Regions from separate parts of the Homo sapiens genome. Here region 2 is linked to region 1. The links are chromatin loops, found by intact Hi-C in ENCODE. Cell type or tissue: heart right ventricle. All regions are shown on one strand. Links, peaks and the distances in the headings refer to the core of each region. The heading gives the core; the rest is flanking DNA. Region 1 overlaps AGAP1 (ArfGAP with GTPase domain, ankyrin repeat and PH domain 1). Region 2 has its middle 230 kb from the start of AGAP1.

Region 1 (11,796 bases), core at 2,352-10,351:
GGCTAATGCAAAGGCCCTGGGGCTGGCGTGCTAGAGGAACAGCAGGGACTGAGTGTGGCTGGAGCGGAGGGAGTGAGGGTGAGCCTGGCGGGCAAAGAGGTAGTGAGGAAAGAAGGCCAAGCAGGGGTTAACAAAGTTCCACTGCCACGGGCCAGGGAGTAGATAGTTTAGGTTTTGTGGGCCAAGAGACAAAATCGAGGGAATTATGTAGATCTCTGTCACAACCAGTGAATTCTGCTGATGTCACATGAAAGCAGCCACAGATAACATTTGAGCAAACAGGCATGGCTATGACCCAACACGGCTTTATTTGTGCTCGCTGAAATATGAATTTCATATCATTGTCATGCACCACAAGTTATGCTTTTGATTTTTTCCCCCAACTACTTAAAACCACAGAAACTGTGCTGAGCTAGAAAGCCATACAGAAGCAGGTGGCAGCAGTTTGCCAGTGCCTGCTCTGCGGCCCTGGAGGTCATAGTAAGGACATCGGTGTTTATCCTGAGAATTTTGGAGAGCTGCTGCAGGTGTGAGGCCCAGGAGTAATGTGATTGGACTTGGGTTTTAGGGGTCACCCTGGAGTCTCCTTTGAGAATGGACCTTTTGGGATGGGGCACGGAGGCCCGCTAAGAGGTTACTGCAGTGACCTGGGTGATGTGGTGGCTGGATTGTGTTGAACCTCCAGTGTGACTGTACCAGAAAAACAGGGCCTGCTGGGAAGTAATTAACTTTAAAAGAGGTTGCCCAGGCTGGTCTTAAACTCCTGGCCTCCAGTGATCCTCCCGCCTCAGCACTGAGATTACAAGTGTGAGCCACCACACCTGGCTCCACGGACTGGTGATATGGTTTGGCTGTGTCCCCACCCAAATCTCATCTTGAATTGTGGCTCCCAGGGACCCAGTGGGAGGTTACTGAATCTTGGGGGTGGGTTCCCCTATTCTGTTCTGTGGTAGAAAATAAGTCTCACAAGATCTGATGGTTTTATAAACGGGAGTTCGCCTGAGCAAGCTCTCTTGCCTGCCCCCATGTTAGATGTAACTTTGCTCCTCATTCACCTTCCGCCATGACTGTGAGGCCTCCCCAGCCATGTAGAACTGTGAGTCCGTTAAACTTCTTTCCTTTATAAATTACCCAGTCTCAGGTATGTGCTTATTAGCAGCACGACAACAGACTAATACAACTGGTGTTCTTATAACAAGAGGAAGAGACAGCAAACCTGTCTCCATCTCTTTCTCCTTCCCTTCTCGCCTCTCTCCCCACCCCCAAGCACAGAGAGGACACAGTAAGGAGGAACTATCTGCAAGCCAGAAAGAGGGGCCCCACCAGAAACGCCACCTTGACCTTGGACTTTCAACTTCTACAAACTGAGCAAATACACTTCTGTTAAGCCACCCACTCTGTGGTCTCTGTCGTGGCAGCCCAAGCTAACACAGTGGCATCCAGTGGAGGTGGGGAGCTGGCTGGACCCTGCAGGTACTGTGGCAGTGGCGTTTCCCAGCTTGGCTGGATACTGAAGGCAGTGAGAAGAGGAGAGGCGTTACCAGGACTCTGAGATCTGGGGCCAGAACAACAAGCAGTAAAAATAAAGTGAGCACCAGCTGAGATGGGGGAGGCTGCAGGTGAAACAATGGTGGGTATGCTGGTTAATACTGAGTGTCAACCTGACTGGATTGAAAGATGCAAAGTATTGATCCTGGGTGTGTCTGTGAGGGCGCTGCCAAAGGAGATTAACATTTGAGTCAACGGGCTGGGGAAGGCAGACCCACCCTCAATCTGGGTGGGCATCATTTAATCAGCTGCCAGCAAATATAAAGCAGGCAGAAAAACATGAACAGGCAAGACTGGCTTAGCCTCCCAGCCTGTATCTTTGTCCTGTGCTGGATGCTTCCTGCCCTCGAACATCAGGCTCCAAGTTCTTCAGCTTTCGGCCTGGGACTGGCTTCCTTGCTCCTCAGCTTGCAGCCAGCCTATTGTGGGACCTTGTGATCCTGTGAGTTAATACTCCTTAATAAACTCCCCTTTATTACATATCTGGCCTATTGGTTCCATCCCTCTAGAGAACCCTAATCCAGCGGGGATGGTGGGGGTCTGTAATGAGGGGGTATCTACAGGAGTATGGGGGTCTATAGGGCAGAGGGTGGGTAAGAGGAGGGCTTCAGGTGAGGGCTCCCTGAGCCTGAGTTGCTACTGAGTGTTTCCAGCACAGTCCATGCAGGCTGAAAAGGTAGTGCCAGCACCTCCCTTAGGAGCAGCCCCCTGGAAGCAGGCACACTGATCGTCTGTGGGGTAAACAGAGGCCATAAATCATCCGAATTAGATCATCAGCTCTGGCCCTGCTGCCAGATGAGCTACAGAATATTTCCAGTGTCGGCTTTTTGGATTTTGGACAAGGGACTTGAACCTGTAATTACTGAGTAAATAACAGTTACGAGAGAGGAAGAAAGGCTGGGATGGAGAGAGGGGCTCCCTGGAGGCTGTTTATATTCCCCTGAAGTTGACACCCTGAAGTTTACTGTGGCTGCAGTTTGCACCTACTCATCTTTAAAGTTGTCTGGAAGAATCGCCTGTTTTCAAATCACAGTGGAACCTCCGCCCTGAACACAGGCACTTCCCTGAGTCAGTTTCTCAGAAATTATTTTCCTCATCCTTCAGGGCTCCACGTCGTGGGTACCAGCATTGCCTCCACCAGGGGCGACTGACCGTGCCATCACATCCCAGGATCCCTGCTCATCTTCCCAGCCCTGGGGCAGGCGCTCTCTCTGAACCTGGAGGGGAAAAGCCCTAGAGAGCCAGCGATCAGGTAGAATCACGTGGGACCCAGAAAGGGCACTGGAGGAAGTGACGCTGGGCAAGTGGACTGCAGGATTCCTCTGAAGGATGAAAACAGGCTCTACGAGCCACTCCCAGGAACTTCCGGAGCCACATGGGCCATGGCAGGGGATCCGCAGTTCTCCAAAGCAGAGTGACCATTCTGGACAAATCCTGACTTGGTGGGGGCTTTTTATAAACTTATTTTTGTGGCTATGGAATAAAGAGTAAGATAGCTTTGCAGTCATTTCCCACATCACACATAACTGCCCTCTGCGTGTGGCTAATTCATGCAAATACTTCCTCCTGGGTCGCCCAGAGCTCACCCTGCAGCATCCACTTCCCCAGCCTCCTTGCTGCCCGCCACACCTTCTCCATCACCAGACTCCTCCTGGGCAAAATTGGGGCAGGAAGAAAGCACACTGCCACCCCCCCAACACACAGTGTAAACGTACTGCAGCCCACAGGCCCTCGGCCACCGAAATGAACAGCTGTGTGGGTTCTCGCAGCATTCGTGGAAGGGACTGGCTGCGTACCCTGGGGTGTCTTCTACAAGCAGCTAGAAATTTCTTTGTTGGCGTCAAGTAAGTTCTCCACAAGGAAAAATAGAAGCAGCATCTCAAATGGACTTACTGCAAGCATCTGAAGGCATGCGAGTAAATAAATACATTCCTACCTGCTCCGAGGACAGCAGTGAGCTCATCTGTGTACACCACCACAGACGCAAATGTCAACAAGAGGAAGACAGGCTCCCACTCATCTGCCCAGCCAAATATTTAAAGCAGCTGAGCCCATCCACAGCCCTAAATATTTAGATGAGTGAATAAAGAACTCATTTCTCATGTGCTTTTTAAATGGGTTTTCATTTTGAATAAAATCTAAAAATAAATTATCTTAAAAAATAAAGACTTTGCCAGGAGTCTGGCTGAGGTAGTGGGACTAAGACGTCCCACTGTGCACCAAACACACAGCCCTGGGCCACCATGCTGAGTGGCACAGTCAGCACCCGGAGGGACGACTCCGTTACAGCAAAAACGCATCATCTGTACATTTAGCATAAGCGGCTCCTTTTCATATCTTTGCATTTAATTTGGCAATTCTGAGTTTATACTTGAATAATCCCAGGATGATGAGTAAAAGAAAGTTAAAATTAGTTTCACGTCATCCAGTAAGTCCTCACTTCACATCACCAATAGGTTCCTGGAAACAGCAACTTTAAACGAAACGACATACAATGCAACCAAGTTTCCCATAGGGTAATTTGATATAAACAAGAGTTAAGCTCCTATGGCTTATTTCTGGTCACAAAAACATCACCAAACTTCTAAATAAAGACCAAAGCCCTTCTAATATTAAACACTGCAATAAACGTGAGCTTACATACATGTAAAAATAAGTAAGATAATTATTTACCCAATTATTCCAGTTCAGGGTGGTGGGAGCCTGTCCCAGCAGCTCAGTGGGGGCAGGCAGGAACCAGGGCGCTGTTCCATCGCGGGGCCACTCACACATGCCCAAACTCACTCAGACTGGGATGCTGTAGACACGCCAGTCACCTAATGTGCACAGCTTTGGGACGTCGACGGAAACCGGAAGACCCAAAGGAAACATGGGAGGGCGTGCACGCTCCACACAAAGGAAACACGGGAGCGCGTGCACGCTCCACCCAAAGGAAACACGGGAGCGCGTGCACGCTCCACACAAAGGAAACACGGGAGCGCGTGCACGCTCCACACAGGAAACACGGGAGCGCGTGCACGCTCCACACAAAGGAAACGGGAGCGCGTGCACGCTCCACACAGGAAACACGGGAGCGCGTGCACGCTCCACACAAAGGAAACACGGGAGCGCGTGCACGCTCCACACAAAGGAAACACGGGAGCGCGTGCACGCTCCACACAAAGGAAACACGGGAGCGCGTGCACGCTCCACACAAAGGAAACACGGGAGCGCGTGCACGCTCCACACAAAGGAAACACGGGAGCGCGTGCACGCTCCACACACAGGAAACACGGGAGCGCGTGCACGCTCCACACAGACAGGGCCCCAGCGGGAATCCATTTTTTTCATCACCAACGTTAGAACAAATCCATGTCATTCGAGGGCGTGCTGCACATTTTTGGGTAACCCTAAAATAATAATAGTATCAATTGTGCAGTAAGGTGGTTGCAATGTTTTCCTTTACAAGCAGTCTGGACAGTTATTTACAGCTGGAGACACCCCTTAGGGTCAACTAGTCTGAAGCTCAGGAGACAGGGAAAAAGGAAAGGAAGTGACGGAAAGACTGGCCAAGCAAGGGGTGCTTGCTGGGTGGCCAAGGTGTGTGGCCCTGGAGGGGCCAAGGCCTTGCATGAAGGGCTGTGTGTGGCAGAGGACAAAGCAAGCCCCGTCCTCATCTCTGGGAGCTGTGCTTGCAGAGTGGAGGTGGCCCTGAGCACACAACATTCACTCCCAATTCTGCTCCACACGTCCTGAGCACCTCCAGTGCCCCCAGCTCTGCCCTGGAGGCGGGCAACAAGGGTGACAACGCTGAACCACAGGGCATCCCTGGCCTTGGTGGTTGAAGGGGCATCTTTCCACATAGAAGAACTCAGGAGCTGGAGTCTGGAACCTTAACTCTTTTGATCTCCCTTAATCTGGCTGTGATGAGTCGGCTGGGGCTGCTATCACAAAGACCACCGGCAGAGGCACTTCAACAACACACGTTTACCTCTCACAGTTCTGGCAGCTGGAAGTCCAAGTTCAAGGTACTGGTCAATTTGGTTCCTGGTGAGGCCTCTTCCTGCAGAAGCCATATCTCCTCATGATGTCCTCATAGGGTACAGAGCAAGCGCTCCTGAGGGGCATTCGTGCCACCACAAGGGGTCCACTCCCATGACCTGATACCTCCCACAGACCCACCTCCTAATACCATCACACGGGGTTGCAGGGACACAATTCAGTCGACAGCCCCGGCCTTGGGAAACATCATTGCTTTTCTCATCACTAGGACTGGGGCACAAGAGAGGAAGAGTGAAAGCTGATTGACCTCCGAGGTTTCTCTTCTATCTAAAAGTCTATTATTCTAAAAATAAATTTAACAACATCTTCTTACACAATCCCCTCAAATACAGCCATACGATGACACAGCACCTGCAACCAGGAACCCGGGAAGGGTCTCTCCAACTCTGCCTGCCTTTCCCCAGACCAGGGACCAGCAGCCGGGGTGCTACCTGTGGCTCACCAGAAACACAGACTCTCAGGTCCACCTTGCCTTGCTGAATCCAAATCTGCAGGTAACAAGGTCCCAAGGTGACTCCAGGCACACCGGAGTTAAGCAGCTGGAGTAAGTCTCTGGGATGCCCCTCCCCAGGTAGACTCCTGTCCTCAAGGTCCTTGGGGCTCCAGTCTGAGACTCTATTTCCTCAAAACTCTGTAGTGCCCCACAGGCATCTGGACAGTCCCACCTGTCTAGTTTGAGCATCTGTTAAATAACAGTGAATACACATCCATGGCCGGGTTCTGACTCCGTTTAATCACCTTAGATGGAGCTGGGAATGTTTACAGTGTTCATGGATAGCTGTGCCACTTAGACTTGACATGAAGTTAGACTGAAGGCTGTGCTTATGGGTGATTTCCATGGAAAGACGGCATCACTGTTAGGAGCACAGCTGGCTCTTAGGGCACACAATTCACAGGGCTGCGATTTTCACAACCACTTCCAGGAGCATAGCTTCATAACATCAGAAACATCTGCCGGCCCCTGTACACAGTACGCAAAGTAATACATTACTGCTTCATTCTGAGACGAAACACTTTGACCTTGTGCTTCTCCATCATAGTTTAAGAAGCTGCCCTAGTTTATGTTGATTTATTCTTAAACAGTTCTTAGCAAGGCAAGTAAACGTATAATTTTTCTTAATTTTCAAAGACAACGGAAACTTTCCCAAATAGCCTTTGCCACCTCATATCGCTGTCAACTGCTAGTTTTTGTTAATTTCACATCAATCATCGGCTATAAATATTTGTGCCATATCAGCAGGGGATTTATTAGTGAGCACGCTTTAGCAATGCATCTGCCCAAACACCAAGCATGAGGGACAGTTTGTTTACGCATCTCACTCCCTCCACCTGCTGGTGGCTGCTGGAAATGAGTCCCCCAAAAATCCAGCCTTCACTTTGTAGGAAGTGGCACTGACAAATCCACCTAGTACTGCTTTACTTAGCTGTAAGTAACAGCATAATTGAAAGTGCTATACGTGTTTATCAGAACAAAAACACAGGAGCAGGCACATTAAGGCAGCAGCAGGCCCAGGAGTGAGAGTAAGCTGAGTTCTGGACTTCAGCTACACTTCCTTCCTGAGAATGTATTTCAGTGCCCACTGGACCTATGTGCTTCTGGTCAGTTTCACGGTTTCCGGCCCCTCGAGGGTGTGCTCCCCAGGAAGGCTGCCTTTCTAAGAGTCAGCTCCCAATACTGGTGAGAAGCCCAGGAGCTGTTTCCAGGCATCAAGACCATGCTGGCCAGATCCCTTACAAACCTTCAGTTTTCCTCCCCTTCCCCTGGAGGCTGGGCTGCACTTACTCCTCTCCCAAGCCGTCTGAGTCAAGGCTGCCCCTTATTCTCTGAAACTCCCTTTCTGCAAAACACACTGGAGTTCTTCAGGTCTGCAACAGGCCCCTCTGGCGCCACACCCGCCTCACCTGGGTCATTCCGTCCACATGCCGGGAGGTGCCCTCTCCTCCTTGCCAGTGCCAGCCTGGTGCTCTGGTTCCAGCTACCTCCTCTAGATAGCAGCAGATGAAACTTTCTTTAAAAAATATGTTGATACTTTTACATCATAAAAAAAAAAAAAAAAAAAAAAACAGCAATCTGGGCCGGGCGCAGTGGCTCACGCCTGTAATCCCAGCACTCTGGGAGGCCGAGGCAGGTGGATCACTTGAGGCCAGGAGTCCAAGACCAGCCTGGTCAACATGGTGAGACCCCATCCCTACTAAAAATACAAAAAATTTAGCTGGGTGTGGTGGCATGCATCTGTAATCCCTGCTACTTGGGACGCCAAGGCAGAATTGCTTGAACCCGGAAGATGGAGGTTGCAGCGAGCCGAGATCACATCACTGCACACCAGCCTGGGTAACAGAGCAAGACTCCCTCTCAAAACAAACAGCAATCTGGAAAACTCCGCATCATATTGTCAATTCTTCTTTAAAATTGATAAATCTCATGAAATGCTGAACACAGTACCTGGCCCACAGAGATGCTCTACCCATCAGAGGAAGGAAGGACAGAAGAAAGAAAGCCAAAAGGAAACTCATTTACAAAGAACAGCAAGAGACAGAAAGTTATTCCTCCTCTCAAGGAAGAAAGGAGAGTACAGAGGAGGAGACGCTACCTCTGATCCTCATTTTGTTTTTCAGGTTCAGTAATAAAACTAATATTTAAATATGAAAAAAAAAAAACCCCAGAATGCCTATTTGCTACAGATATTATAATCTTCCTAGTCACCAGAAGGGGGCAGCATCTTAAAAGCCATGTAAGAACTGTATTCTGTCTCTAGAGTAAGAAGCTGAAGTACTAAGTCTATTTGAAAAGCAAACGCCTATCAGATGCTATTTAACATCTCAATCTCCACTTCCTTAACACCGCTTGAAAACTATCCTTACTACATGTGCACCTATGATTATTACTAAATAAAAATCTTCATTAAACTTATGTATACTCTCAAATTCACCTTAGAATTTGATTGATTTTTTTTCCTTCTCTTCTTTTTCCTTTTGAGACAGGGTCTTGCTTGCTCTGTCCCCCAGGCTGGAGTTCAGTGACACAATCATGGCTCACTGTAGCCTTGAACTCCGGGGCTCAAGTGATCCTCCTACCTCAGCCTCCCAAGCAGCTGGGACTACAGATGCTCACCATCATGCCCAGCTAATTTTTGTATTTTTTGTTTTTAGAGATGTGGGTCTCACTATGTTGCCCGGGCTGGTCTTGAACTCCTGGCCTCATACAGTCCTCCCACCTTGGCCTCCCAAAGTGCTGGGATTACAGAAAGGAGCCACTAAGCCTAGTCCTTATTACTGAATTAGCTGTAGCGCTACACGATTTGAATACACATTTTTGAAAACCTCAAAGCCAAAACACACAGTAGATATATTTAAGTATATATCTATATACACGGAAAACATATTTAAGTTGTAGAGTTGGCAGGCATCATTTGTTTAAATGAAGCAAAAACCTCGAAGATTTTAACAGTTCATCAGAAACATTTAACATGTAAATCAAGCAGGAAAAAGTACCATAATCTAAAACAACTAAAATTAGATTCTGTCCTCCCCACCCAAAAAAACATACTAATATCACTGTAACTCATTCTGAAATAAATTTTAAGCCTTTGCTTTTGAAATCAGGAGGTTGTTCTGTTCCACTTTTGTTTCCTAAGCTCAGTCTCGGGTCTCTGCGTTAACACCATCCCTCCAGGGAAGAGCCTATTTACCCAATCCACTTGTTACCCACGTGCTGCAAGACAGAATCTCCTTGAGGGCTCAGGAAAAGCTGCCCGTCTGAATGCCAGCTTGAGAGCCACAGGTGATTCCAATTTACATCTCAGGTTGAGGGTGGCTGATATCAATAAGGATTACAGGCCCACAACCTGCATCCCTCTCCCCTCTCCCTCACTTCCGAGCCATCTCTCACCTGGTCAGGTGAACAGGGGCCTTCAGCAGGTCAGGGTCACCTAACGCTCATTTCAGAAGCTCAGCAGCCCTCCCGGCCACCGTCCCAGCCACCGATCATCCTTAACTGAAGCTGTCAGACAGCCTCTCCTTATTTTGAGATGCCAGGTGTCTCCCTGAGACACCAGTGTTCCTGGAAACTGTGCAGCAGCTGATCCCCACCTCCATCTTCCATTTCCCAAGGGGTGCTCTCTTCTCCAGACGAGCAGCCACCCCGCACTCTCACCCTGCAAGGGCACAGCTTTAGCCATCACGTCCCCAAGCAACCTCGGCCAGATACAGGCTTTGGGACTGACACCATAACTAAGATGCGCCCATATCTCCATGTGCGACATCCAGCAGTACTGAGGTCTCCCCTCCCTGCCTTGACTCTGATATAGCTACTCCTGTTCAACACCCCTCCCGTGAAGCCAGCTTGGAATCTGCTCAAAACCACAAGAAAGGAAGGCCTGATTGGCTGACTCCTTAGGGAGAACCTCCAAGAGCTCATGCCACAAGCCGCAAGCCCGGAGTCAGCCCTAAATGAGCCTCTCCTGGAGCCCTGCCCTCCAAAACCCTGGAAAAGCGGGGTCCTCTCGTGGTTCTAAGCTCCTTCACCATCCTGCTCACTGCCCCCCAGAACATGGCTCATCTACTCCTCCTTCACCATCCTGCTCACTGCCCCCCAGAACATGGCTCATCTACTCCTCCTTCACCATCCTGCTCACTGCCCCCCAGAACATGGCTCATCTACTCCTCCTTCTGGCGCGTGGTGCCCAGAATTAAATGCAGCATCCAGGTGGCCAGGGCAGTGGAGGAGGAGCCTCCTTGGCTGCAGAGCAGGGATACCTAGCACAGCTCCTGGCCTCCAGCCACCCTCCCTCCCCAGGTCTTCCTGGCCACAGGGCGCTGTCCAGGCAAGCCTGGGCCCCTGGGAACCAGCGCCACTTCAATGTATGACTGTGTGAGTCTGTTCTTGCGTTGCTATAAAGGAATGCCTGAGGCTGGGTAATTTATAAAGAAAAGAGGTTTATTTTGGCTCATGGTCCTGAAGGCTATACAGGAAGCTGGTAGCAGCATCTGCTCTTGCTAAGGGCCTCCCAGAACTTCCAATCATGTGGGAAGACGAAGGGGGAGCAGGCATGTCACATGGCAAGAGAGGAGCAAGAGAGAAGTGGTGGGGGGTGGGGGTGGGGGCAGGCTCTTTTAAACAACCAGGTCTCTTGGCACCTAATACTGTATACTGTTGTGTAAAGGAAAATTAAAAACAAAACAAAACAGACCTCTCATGAACTATCAGAGCAAGAATTCACTCATCGCCAAGGGGATGGTGCTAGACATTCATGAAGGATTCACCCCCATGACCCAAGCACCTGCACTAGGCCTCGCTTCCAACACTGGGGATCACATTTCGAAGTGAGATTTGGAGGAGAAAATCATCCAAACCACATCAGTGACATCAGGCTGAAGAGGCCGTATGCTTATCCCAAACTCGAGGTCAAACAGTTGACTGCAGCCTGGGGCACATTTGCCTCTGTGGAGTCAACATCACACCAAGAGAAGGAGGGATTAAGCCTCTAAACCCAAATCCGTGCGCCTTTGTTGTGCATTCTGCCCAGGGCCACTGCGTTTCACACCAAGACCCGGGCAGCACATTGCTTCCCACTCCACTCCCCCTCGTTCAGTCAATTCATTCCCGTTGCTGTTTACATAACTTAAAAAACAGGGCTGGGCGCAGTGGCTCACGCCTGCAGTCCCAACAGTTTGGGAGGCTGAGGCGGATGCATCACCTGAGTCCAGGAGTTCAAGACCAGCCTGGCCAACATGGCAAAACCCCATCTCTACTAAAAATGCAAAAATTAGCTGGGCATGCTGGTGGGTGCCTGTAATCCCAGCTACTCGGGAGGCTGAGGCACGAAAATTGCTTGAACCCGGAAGGCAGAGGTTGCAGTGAACCGAGATCGCCCCACTGCACTCCAGCCTGGGCAACAGAGCGAGACTGTCTCAAAAAATTAAAAATATAGGCCGGGCGGTGGCTCACGCCTGTAATCCCAGCACTTTGGGAGGCCGAGACAGGCGGATCACGAGGTCAGGAGATCGAGACCATCCTGGCTAACATGGTGAAACCCCGTCTCTACTAAAAATACAAAAAAATTAGCCGGGCGTAGTGGCAGGTGCCTGTAGTCCCAGCTACTTGGGAGGCTGAGGCAGGAGAATGGCATGAACCCGGGAGGTAGAGCTTGCAGTGAGCCGAGATCACACCACTGCACTCCAGCCTGGGCGACAGAGCAAGACTCCGCC
Region 2 (11,796 bases), core at 1,450-9,449, 330 kb after region 1:
TCGGAGGAGAGTGTGCGCGCCTTAGTAACCTGTCATTGTCATTGCAAGGAACACCACTCTTGTGCAAACTCAAAGCGGGGCTCATGTCTGCAGACACAGAGAGGGGAAGAAAGGATCAGAAGGAAGGGAACTTACATGAACCCTGTGGGGCCTTTCACCCAGATCACCTCGCTTAATCCTTGCCTGTGCCCGGTCAGGTGGCTGTCATTACCTGCATCTGAAAGATGTGAGATTCAAGGTTCAGGGGAGGTTAAAATATTTGCCCAGGGATGAACAATTAGAAAGTGGCACAACTGGTACTTGAAGCCACAGTGGAGAAAGAGAGGATATCTGCTCTAGGCTGAATTGCATCCCCCGAAATTCACATGTTGAAATGCTATCTTCCAGTACCTCAGAAGGTGCCTGTCTTTGAACAAGGAAGGGTGAAAATCACCTGCATTTGGGGAGATCGGAGTTTGCAGGCAGGAGGGGTGACTCCAGGATGGGAGGAGAGGAGGGATGGGGAAGGAGGCGTCCTCAAAGCAGAGATGGACGTGGGCATGAGGAATTTCCTTTAGTGAGGAAGGAAGGCATTTTGGAATGCTGGGATCTGTTGTCCAATTTGAAGAGTTTCTCATCTGTCTTCAACAGCTCTGAGCCTCCTGTTGCTTCAGGGGGCTGGAGGCAGGCTGGTGGGAGAAGGTGTCTGAATCTCAGGTGATGCCCAGCAGTGAGACCACAGCAGAGAGCAGCCTGGAGGGCTTAGGACATGCGAGGGCCTCCGGCAATACCCTACAGTCAGGTGACCCTCCACAGCTTCCTATGGGATGGGCTAGGCTTGAGCCACTTGGGATATTAAAGGGACAGATGAGGCCTGGGAGGCTGGGGGACTTGGGTCCAGCAGAGCAGAACATTCAGGCTCCATGCTGTTTTGATGAGAGACACAGGGAACCCTGGCCTGGGCTGGGAGGAGGTGGAGGCATTCATGGGAGAACAGGTCAAGGAGGGCACTAGCTACAGGAGGAGCAGGGAGGGCATTTCAGGCAGAGGGAAGAGCAAATGTGAAAGGCGTGAGCTGGAAAACTTGGTGAATTTGGGGGACTATGAGAGGAGAGTTCATGGAGGGGAGAGGCCTTGGCTGTGGCAGGAGAGGTTGGAAGGGAAGACACAGGAAATATAGCTGGGGCTGGAGCAGGAACTGGGTCCACGGCCAACTTTGTTTCAAGATCAGAGAAATTTGAGCAGAATAGGCTGATGAAAGCAATGGAGCAAAGAGTGCAGTGAGAAAGGCTGGAGACACAGGAGAGAGGAGACTGGGTGCGTGAGCTCAGGAAGGTGGAGGGCTGGTGGGAAGGCCAATCCCAGAGCACAGATGCCTCCTCCACTGTGACAAGGAAGGAAGGGGAAGCAGCAGAGGGGAGATGCAGGGGGGTCTGTGGGTTTGCAGTAGGAAGGTGAAGGAGGTCCCAGCTCCTAGTTTCTGTCTTCTCTGTAAAGTAGGAGTTGAGGTCATCTGTTGAGAGTGAAAGATGAGGTGGGGAAGGTCATCAGAGGTGAGAGGCTCAGGGAAGCCAGGAGAACGGGGGTTGTTGGCAGGGTTGCAGTCAAAGTCCACCAAGCCAATGGCAGCAGTGTGGGAAGGGAGTCATGGAGTCTTTGCTGCTTTCAATCAAATGCCCAGTGGTGCCACTTCCCTTCCTCATCTGGCCATGAGCAAGTGGGAGGAATACTGGGCTGGATGCGTCAAGGCAGAGGGGGTGCAAACCCCAGGTCTCAACCCTGTCTCAGAGAAGGGGCCTCTGAGACATTAAGCAGCAGCCACGTAGCATGGCTGCAGGGAAATGGTGAGCTCAGGGAGTGACGCCTGCCGGTAAGGGACGTGTTGCAGAGGATGTTCTGATGGGAAGTGGAGGCCTGGGTCATTCGTTCAGCAGGAGTGCAGGATGCAGAGGGCATGGGAGGCTGAGGAGGGAGGACAGATGCAGGTGCCCAACAAGGGACAAGGAGTCACAGGACACAATGGGATCAGGCTTGGGATGAGGACGATGGGGCTGGGAAGTGGGGGACTCCAGGCTGCTGGAGAAGAGGCAGTTCCCTGGGAGGAGCGAGCTGGCTGATGGTACCCTGCCTGGCAGTAGGGGCCAGCAAGGTGCCAGTGGGCCCCTGTCCCAGTAGCTGCAGGCTCCCTGAGCTCACCCCAGGAGATGGTTGGGGAGCGCAAGGGAGGATACCCAATGGCTCGCCCCTGCTCTAGTGCCGGGTGGGGAGGGAGGCCAGCTGAGGTGGAGGGAGCAGGTCCCACCTGCTTCTTCTGACTCCTAGGATTGGGCACCAAGGAGCGCCAGGGCTGATGTTCCCACCTGCTTCTCCTGACTCCTAGGATTGGGCTCCAAGGAGCACTAGGGCTAATGTTCCCCAGGGTTATCTTATCTGCCCATTGGCATCAATGAGCCGTAAAGTGGACCTCAGCAATCTCTCTGCTCTGGGCCAGGTATGCGTGGGCCACTTCTCCCAACAGTGTCAGGTGACATTGTCCATCCTACAAATGAGGAAAATGAGGCCTGGGCAGGTGGGTCACATGCAAACGGTCCCACAGATGGCCAGAGCTGGTGCAGCTGAGACCCAGGTGTGCTAGGCCGAGAAGCACCCGCCCTTCTTCTTCCCACACTCACCCTCCTGGGCTCTGCACGGGGCTCTCTCTGGTTGCTCCGAAGTCCATGCTTGCTGGGCTCTTGGTTTGCCTTTGCTTTTTCTCTGGTTTGTTTGGGACATGGTTGAACTTACCTCACCAGCAAAATGTGTACTTTCACCTTAGGCTTCGGGTCCACTGCGGGTGATGCTGGGGATAGGCTGGGACTGGCTGGCTCGCTCAACTTTTTGAGATCAGTAATGAGAGAACAGTGGGCCTGATTCAGGGAAGGCAGCAAGGTGTGATGAAGCTCCCTGGGCTGAATGGAAGGAATTGGTTTGGAGAGCCAGCTGTGGCTCTAGGAGTGGCCATCTGACAGTGGATGGGGAGGGGAGGCAGCCATACCAACCCCTGGCCCAGCAACGCAGGGCCAAGCGAGTTGACATGCTGGCCCCTCTCCCTTCCTGCCCTTTGATCTCCTGCCAGGGCCTCCAGCTGGCCAAGCCCACGCTGTCTGCTGAAGCAGACTCAGGGTGAAGACAGGGAGGCTGGACCTGCAGGGGCTGCTGGAGAATACCAGCACAGGCTTCCAGGCCACGCCATTGATTCAATTATTTTACAGCCTTAATTAGGTTCTGACGTTAATCATATATTTCCTTCTAGCTTGCTACAGATTCTTCATCACAGCAGCGTTACGAGTATTATAAATTTAGTACCCATCTGGATAGTTAAGGATTTCATAAAAAGCACACTATTCTATCCTGAGGGTTCTTTCTTCTGAATTTTTCCCTTCCCACAGCTTGTAATCCTGTAAGAGGGTTACATGAAACCAGAGACCGGTTTCATGGAAGACAGTTTTTCCATGGATGGTAGGGGGACAAGGATGGTTTTGGGATGAAACTGTTCCACCTCAGATCATCAGGCATTATTTAGATTCCCCTAAGGAGCATGCAACCTAGATCCCTCATATGTGCTGTTCACAACAGGGTTCGCGCTCCTGTGAGAAACTAATGGCGCTGCTGATCTGACAGGAGGCGGAGCTCAGGTGGTCATGCTCGATGACCCGCCACGCACCTCCTGCTGTGCAGGTGGAATTAATTTTAATGCTATTTTTATTTAGCTTGATATATTCAACATATCATTTCAACATAAAATCAATATAAAGAATTTATCGAGGAGATATTTTACATTCTCTTTTTCATACACAATCTCTGGAACCTGGTGGGTGCGTTACCCTGGCAACACAGCTTGGCTTGAACGTGCCCCCTTCCCAGTGCCCAGCGGCCCTACGGGGTGAGTGGCTGCTGTGTTGGGCGGCACAGGTGTGGACTTTGTTCCTGCCACTCTAATACCCACGCGTCCCTCCTTGATCTTCTCTCTGCCCAGGCTACTGTCAAAGAAGGGCTCCTTGCCAAGAGTTCCCCTCCCTGCCTGCTGCACAAAATAAAAACAGGAGACCTATTTGAGAATGTGCACACTTAACTTTGGTGTCTCTGGAAGCCAAGTAGCTGAGCCAGGGTGACAGTGAGGACGATTTGGGTTAAGGAATCTCCCTCTTTGAGGGGAAAAATGTAGATGAACTCTTTGCAAACCTACAATAATTTTCCTTCCTCTTTCTTCAAAGCAAAGGAGCAATTGTTCTCCCTGTGGTCCACAGCAGAGGGCACCTGTGGAGTAGTGATAACCTGTGTGCTTTGGAGTCAGACAGGACTGGGTTCCAATTCTAGCTCTGTCATCTTTAGCTGTGTGACCCTGGGCAAGTCACCTGACCTCTCTGAGTTTCAGTACCTTAATCTATAAACCTTGAAAAACATACCTACATTTTATGTGGTTCGTGATAATTTACTGAATTGACATATCTAACTTGCCACACACACACAGTACAGGCTCAGCAGATGGTAGCCCCTGTTCTACGTTGGTGAAAAGCAGGTCAGAGAATAGAAAGGAGAAAGTAAATGTTAGACCCAGTACGCCTATCTTCTGAGGATGAGCACAGATCTTCCGGGTCCGAAGGTCAAAAAGATGATGTCACACAGCCCTGGTGGATGGGGAAAAGTCTTTGGCTTAGAAATGCTGGAGTGATTTGAGAGGGACGGCTCTCCACTCGATAAATCATGTCTTATGACAGCTCCAGGGGAGTCTATGGGAACAGTAGCTGCTGAGCTCTGTGCCAGATCCGGCGGCTTCTGTATCAGAAAGACAGCCCAGAGGATGCCACGCGGGAATCAAAAGAGCGAGAGTTACAGGAAGGATGAGTCAGAGCGAGCCAGGGCGAACAACAGTCGTCTGTTCCTTGAGACATGCCGAGGCGCTGGAATCACGCTGTCCCACCACGCGGCGCCTGCTCCTTTCCTGAGCCCTCCCTGACTGCACTGCAGAGCCATGGAATTGTTTTTCTTTTTTAATCACTTGGGTAAATAGATGCTGTGTGTGGCTGTTTAAAAAGTAAAGAACAATCAATTGCAATCCCATGTTAGCGGGTAAAGGAGAGGAGGACTATGGGGAGAAAAAAGGCGAAATGTAAAAATATAAAGAGAAATCATAAAGATCATCTACATGGGTTCCAACTTGTCCAGCCTTTGTGAGCAAATAGGGTGTTTTGCTTTCCCCACGTGGTAGAAATCCATCTCAAAGTAATGGAATATTCTTTTTTTTTTTTTTTTTTTTTTTTTTGAGACAATGTCTTGTTCTGTTGCCCGGGCTGGAGTGCAGTGGCGCAATCATAGCTCTCTGTATCGTTGACCTCCCGGGCTCAGGGGATCCTCCCACCCCAGCCTCCCGAGTAGCTAGGACTCTAGGCACACATGCCCAGCTAATTTTTGTAATTTTTGTAGAGACAGGGTTTCACCATGTTGTTCAAACTGGTCTCTAACTCCCGGGCTCAAGCAATCTTCCCACCTTGGCCTCCCAAAGTGCTGGGATTACAGCTTTGAGCCACTGCACCCAGCCCCGCATATTCTTTTAAAGGTATTCATTGAGTAGACTGAAGAGTTAACTGACCCTATTATGAACCTGCATTGCTTCCTCTCTTCTCCTCCCTCACCCCATGTCTTGGCTCTGTTTTCCTCCATGATGGCGTCATTCCCAGGCAGGAGACAGCAGTGCGAGGCTCACAGTGTCCTTGCACTACCATCCAGACAAAACAACAGTGGCTTTCCTTCCCAGGGTCCCTCTTGGCTCCTCTGCAGCCGTTTCTGCCCCCTTGGGCTAGTGTCAAGGTGGGAGAGGGAGACAAGATTCACAGATTGGCTCCAGTTGATCAAATGCCCACCTCTGGCTGGTGACGTGTGCAGCAGATCCATGTTCAGCAGCAACACACACCTCAAGTGGGAGAAAGCAGCTCTGCAACAGAAGGAGGGGCTGCCATGCGAAGAAAGGAAGGAGTGGGTGTCCCAGCTCCTGGGAGCGCATCTCCAGGGTCCCTGGAACATGGTTTAGGGGACCCTGGTCTCTCCTCTTCTAATATATTTTGCAAATAAGAAGGCTGAGGCCAAAGAGGAGAAACAAAATATAGCTGTAGATCCTCATTATTTGCCAATTCTGTATTTGTGAGTCGGCCTTACTTGCTAACATTTATGTGTGATCCTAAAGTGAACACTCGGCACTCTTGTGATCACCAGTAGACATGGACAGGGCAGTGATCAATTTGAATCTTCCCGTGCACATTTTCCAACTAAGGTCAGCTAAGGCAACACTGTCTTCTTGTTTCAGCTCTCCTACGGGAAACAAGTGTCCTTTTCAGTCTATCGAGTGCCCTGTTTTTAACATTTTCGTCCTTTTAGTTGGTGATTTTGCTCTTTAAAATGGCCCCCAAGGGTAGTGCTGAAGAACTTTCCATATTCATAGCACAAGAAGGCTGTTACATGTCTTGGGAAAAAAACACATGTGTTAGGTAAACCCTGCTCAGGCATTCATTGTAACTCTGCTGGCTGTGAGTTCAACGTTAATGAATCAATAATCTATACTAAGTGAGGTGTCTTTACACGGAAACACACACAAAACAAGGTTGTGTATTGAGGAAAGTGTTGTAACCAGAGGCTCACAGGAACCTAACTTTGTGTTTTCCTTAGGAGCAATGGTTCAGTATGCACGAGTTCAGTGTTCACAGTGACTTTATAGACCGGAGCTACAGCAAATAATGAGACCCAAACAAAAGGTCCTCGAGGCCACCCAGAGAGTCATTGACTAAGCCAGGACTCTGAGAGTTTGGAGTCCACTGCTTTCGCATACTGCCATATATAATGTGGGGTAGAGATAAGGAAGACAAAACAAAGCAAGATGTGAGAAGATTGAGGGGAAGGAAGGGGAGACAGCAGTTGAGCAACCAGGGAAGTGAATGTCTATGAGGCACAGTCGTAGATTCAATGGCTCTCAGGCAGGTCAGGCTCATCACACCAAGCTATTCCAATGGCTTGGACACCAGCATCATAAGATTGTATAGGGGATAAGACTTACCTGCCTCGAATATCGTAATTGAGCCTTCGTCTAGAAGTTGTATAAACCTAGGCCGTAAGTTTCAACACAACTCAAAGAGAAGCACCTCAGGACATTCACAAATGCTTTCGAGAATGTGAAGCCTTTGGTTAACAACATCCCCTGGTTTAGGAAAATAAGAGAGGTGAGAGAATATTTATAAATATAAACTATAACATTTAAATTAAATATGTACGTGTTCTCTGTGTTGCCATCAAAGTTTCTGAGTCTGTTTAACAAAAGGGGTGGGGAAATTTCCCGCAGGATTTTGGTGTTTGCATGAATACTTATTTTCAAAGGAGAGCTGGTTAGTAAACTCCAGGCTGTGTAGGAATATCATAGAAATTGCTTGCTGTTAGAAATTGTTGTTAAAGTGCTTGATGCGGAGAACTACAGTTATTAAACTTGCAGTTGTAAATTATGCATGTCACAGGTGAGTGAATTTACTCACCAAGCTGTGGCATGATTAAATCATGGACTTTACCTTTGCTGATTCTGTCATATTGATTCCACCAATACATCAAACTGGACATTGTTGTAAGTCACAATCCGACATGAAAGTCTCCTCCTTGGAAAAGTTATTCTGACAAGTAAATAAGTGAGTGATACTAGCAAATTAATATTGGAATATAATTTACATTTCAAAGCACTTTTCTTTCACTCATATTTTGTTTGATTCTCTGCTCTTTAAAACTATGATTCCAAAGTTTAAATTTCAATATCTTAGAAACTGTCGTTCTTTACCCAAAGAAAATGATCTGCTTTTATTTTCAAACTTCAGAATTTATTTATTTATTTGAGACAGAGTCTCGCTCTGTCACCCAGGCTGGAGTGCAGTGGCACGATCTCGGCTCACTGCAAGCTCCGCCTCCCGGGTTCATGCCATTCTCCTGCCTCAGCCTCCCAAGGAGCTGGGACTACAGGCGCCTGCCACCATGCCCGGCTAATTTTTTGTATTTTTAGTGGAGATGGGGTTTCACTGTGTTAGCCAGGATGGTCTCGATCTCCTGACCTCGTGATCCGCCCGCCTCGGCCTCCCAAAGTGCTGGGATTACAGGCGTGAGCCATCGCGCCCGGCCCAGAATTTATTTTTAAAAGAACATGTTTACTTCGTTTTCTCAGGAGTTCTAAAAGATTAAAATATGGATGAATAGAAAACTCACGGATCTGAAATTAAATACGTGCTTGGATCTTAAAGTGTGCTGTGTAGCCTTAGCCTTATTTAGCAATTTAGTAGATATATTTGTAATTTCTTACATAGATACACAGACTGTCAAAGGATCTTCATTTTGGCTTTTGTTGGGCTTATTCTCTGAGATTTCACATCTGCCGTCATTAAAGATAGCTGCAGGTTTTATCTAGAATTAGCATCTCGTTCAATTCATCAACCTTTTTTTCCAAAGCAAATCTTGGTTTTTCTCATACATTAGCCTTAGGATGGCAAGCATTTGGAAAGTGCTTATGTTGACGTTTTAAGACTCAAGACCTTCAGTGTGGGGGCTCAAGGAAGGGCCCTGCCTCAGACTGAGCTGCTTTCAAACCAGGCATATTTTCCCTTAGATCCTGGGTCATGGATTCATGCAATGTTGTACAATTAACTTCTAAACTGTCTTTTATTCTCTAATCATGCTCTTTATAAACTGCCTGCATGTAAAACAATGAGAAGGAACAGTGACTTGTATAGGCGTCATGCTTTGTAGTTTACAGAATGTTTTCATACCCTTGAAAGGATCCCAGCACCTTAAAAGGGCTTTTTTGCTACATCAGTATATTGAATGAGTGAATGACTGAATGAATGAATGGACCCAGGATCTTATATGAGCCTGACAACATCCCTGGGAGGTATCTTCATTTTACAGAAAAGGAAACAGATATGTATCTTATGAAAGTCAACACAGACCTATATTTTCTTTCTATTCAGATAATTTCTCTGACCTGGGATGGTATAGTTCCCTTCAGTTAAATTAGTACAAAGAAAGCAGTTTCAGGAAGCAAATACATAAAAACATTCACCTCTTTTTGATTTGCACAAAACTGGCTCTAGATTTATTCATTCGATCAAACGACACCAAGGCCAAATGTCCTCTCTCCATCAGGGCTGGGATTGGCATGCTGTACACTTTCTGCTACCAAACAAAAGAAACATGTGGGCAACCTGAAATTAACCTGGCTCACATTTTCAGCAATTGAATGAATCTTTGTGGGCCTGCTTTTCCTGATAGTTCACTAGCGTTTCGCTGAAGGCTTTCTGTAGGGACATGGTCTCGTTGACTCCTCACTGACCCTATCCTTGAGTTGCATCTATTTCAGTCACTGCTAAGTGTGTACAATCACTCTTTGTGTATGATCCTTAGAATAAGACACAGGACCCACATGTCAATCAAACTGACGATCGTTTCCATCAGGACCATGCCATGGGCGTTCCTCAAGGAAGGTGGAAGCATCTTGCTCTTGTCTACAATTGTGTACAGGCAATATCAGGTTAGTCGAAATGAATGGGGTGGCTATTTACTCTAAGGTGTGGTGATCTTTGCTGTTTTAGACTTCAGCAAAGATCATCTGTGACACTTCCTTCCAGGGCTGGCATTTATCATCAACAAACTCAGTTTCATTCCAGGTGTCTTTGCTATTCTGCTACCTGCTGGCCACTTTCTCTGCATCTTTGTTCTAATCCAGAGGAACAGAGACTCTGATTCAGTCTGTCCATGGACGGGTCCTCTTAGATCATGTGTGTTCTACCTGATCCAATCAGCTCTGGATGGGGCATCGCAAGGCCCCAGTATGCCCTCAGGCCCTGTTGGTAGCAGGGCTGTGGACAGGACCAGTGCCTGGAGAAGGGGCGTGGGCAGGGCTGCATACCAGCATGCGTCTCATTCAGGCCCTTCATCCAGTGGTGCTGGATCTGGTTTGCATGGGCTCATGAGAGCCAACTGTGAAAATTTCAGGAATATTGTGAGCCAGTTGTTAAGTATAGCCAGGATTAACAATTAAATTATGTAAATTTACAATAAAACGAATCATATTCAAAGGAAAGATGATAAATGCACAAAACTCATTTTCTAATTATCTCACCACATTTTATTATTATTGATGCCTAATGATGGATATTACCTAGCCCCACGGTAGCAATGCTACGTAATGGTGTGTGACCATGCTTCTCTTCTCAGCTGCACGTTTACTGCTGTCAGGTTGCAACCCTGATACCAGTCATGTGGGAGCATTTACATCATGGCAATTGTCAAATGCTACAAACCAGAGCTTAATTTACTGTTTTGTTGATTATCTAGACCAGGGGTCCCCAATACCTGGGCCACAGACCAGTACCCGTCTTTGTGGGTGGGAGAGTGAGCGAAGCTTCATCTGTATTTACAGCTGCTCCCCATTTCTCTCATTATTGTCTGAGCTCTGCCTTCTGTCAGATCAGCAGCAGCATTAGATTCTCATAGGGGCGGGAACCCTATTGTGAACTGCATATTCGAAGGATCTAGGTTGTGTGCTCCTCATGAGAATCTAATGCCTGATGATCTGAGGTGGAACAGTTTCATCCTGAAACCATTCCCCCAGCTGCCGGGCTGTGGAAAAATTGTCTTCCATAAAACTGGTCCCTGGCGGCAAAAAGGTTGGGGACTGCTGGTCTAGACTTAATAAATTAAAGGAGTTAATGTTAATAGTGAAGATTAAATTAGAAAATGTGGCATGCCCATAGTCATTATAAGTAGCACAAACAATTGAGGAAATATTTTTGCAGTGTTTAAAAGTATTATCTGACTCAGCAGAAAGGGTGCTCAGGCTACTGACAAACAAGTTAGGTTTCAAAACACAGCTTCATTGCTTTCTTTTTGTCTGATGCTTTAACATGAGGGAAAATATCAACCAACATTTATTTTTTTTTTGAGATAGAGTCTCACTCTGTCACCAAGGCTAGAGTGCAGTGGTGTGATCTCAGCTTACTGCAACCTCCACCTCCTGGGTTCAAGCGATTCTTGTGCCTTGGCCTCCTGAGTAGCTGAGATTACAGGTATGTGCCGCCATGCCTGGTTAATTTTTTTTTTTTTGTATTTTTTTTTTAATAGAGATGGGATCTCACCAGGTTGGCCAGGCTGGTCTTGAACTCCTGGCTTCAAGTGATCCACTTGCCTCAGCCTCCCAAAGTGCTGGGATTACAGGTGTGAGCCACCATGCCCAGCCAACCAACATTTGTTTCAAAACTACACTTGTTTGTGAATTGAACCATAGCTTGGCTATGGATACAAGAGTTCACCAAAAATTGAGATAGCATCTTGTCAGTCAATTGACTTTTATTTAATACTCTTTTTTTATAGAACTTATAATAAAGAGTATCATATATTTGATGATTTGTAAACTGTGTTACGCATTTCTTGTATTAGTAAAGTTTATAATAACCATATGCAGTGTGTATATATGCATACTGTTTTTGGGACACTGATTGTTAAATGTTTACCAGCACCTCGGTGCTCTTGCCCACCCATGGGACAGCCCATGGACTGAGGAGAGCCCAGCAGGGGCTGTGGGGAGGTAGCAGGGAGTGTGGAAGGTGCTGAGTGGGGCCAGCTCTCCTGCATGGGGGGTTGATGTGCAGGGAAGCCTTGGAACCCCAAGAGAGTGGGACTCATGTTCCCACCCCTAGGAAGTGTAAAAGAAAAATAAATGCCTGGATCCCCAAATCACTAAGCCAAAGGGAAAAGTCAAGCTGG

The links. Peaks named below come from ENCODE experiments on the same cell type or tissue, not always from the same donor. Only the 100,000 strongest peaks of a DNase experiment are listed, where the experiment ranks them.
Region 2: a loop joins it to region 1, with 2.4 times the contacts of the local background. A loop is called at or near these places in 5 of 110 quality-filtered maps.

The regions. Positions count from the first base shown.
Region 1 is chr2:235,590,741-235,602,536 of GRCh38, reverse strand. All of the region lies in intron 1 of AGAP1 (ArfGAP with GTPase domain, ankyrin repeat and PH domain 1), which reads right to left. Among named protein-coding and RNA genes, the nearest start is that of TNRC17, 79 kb to the right of the region's middle. RefSeq lists enhancers at 4,907-5,759, 6,758-7,052. In heart right ventricle, for the core only: CTCF peaks have their summits at 6,727, 6,934 (motif pointing left), 8,084 and 8,292 (motif pointing right); a DNase peak (open chromatin) is centred at 6,926.
Region 2 is chr2:235,256,844-235,268,639 of GRCh38, reverse strand. No RefSeq gene overlaps it. Among named protein-coding and RNA genes, the nearest start is that of AGAP1, 230 kb to the left of the region's middle. RefSeq lists enhancers at 4,701-4,995, 4,721-5,015. In heart right ventricle, for the core only: no CTCF peak of the experiment used is centred there; a DNase peak (open chromatin) is centred at 4,849; H3K27ac peaks cover 2,937 bases; H3K27me3 peaks cover 3,347 bases.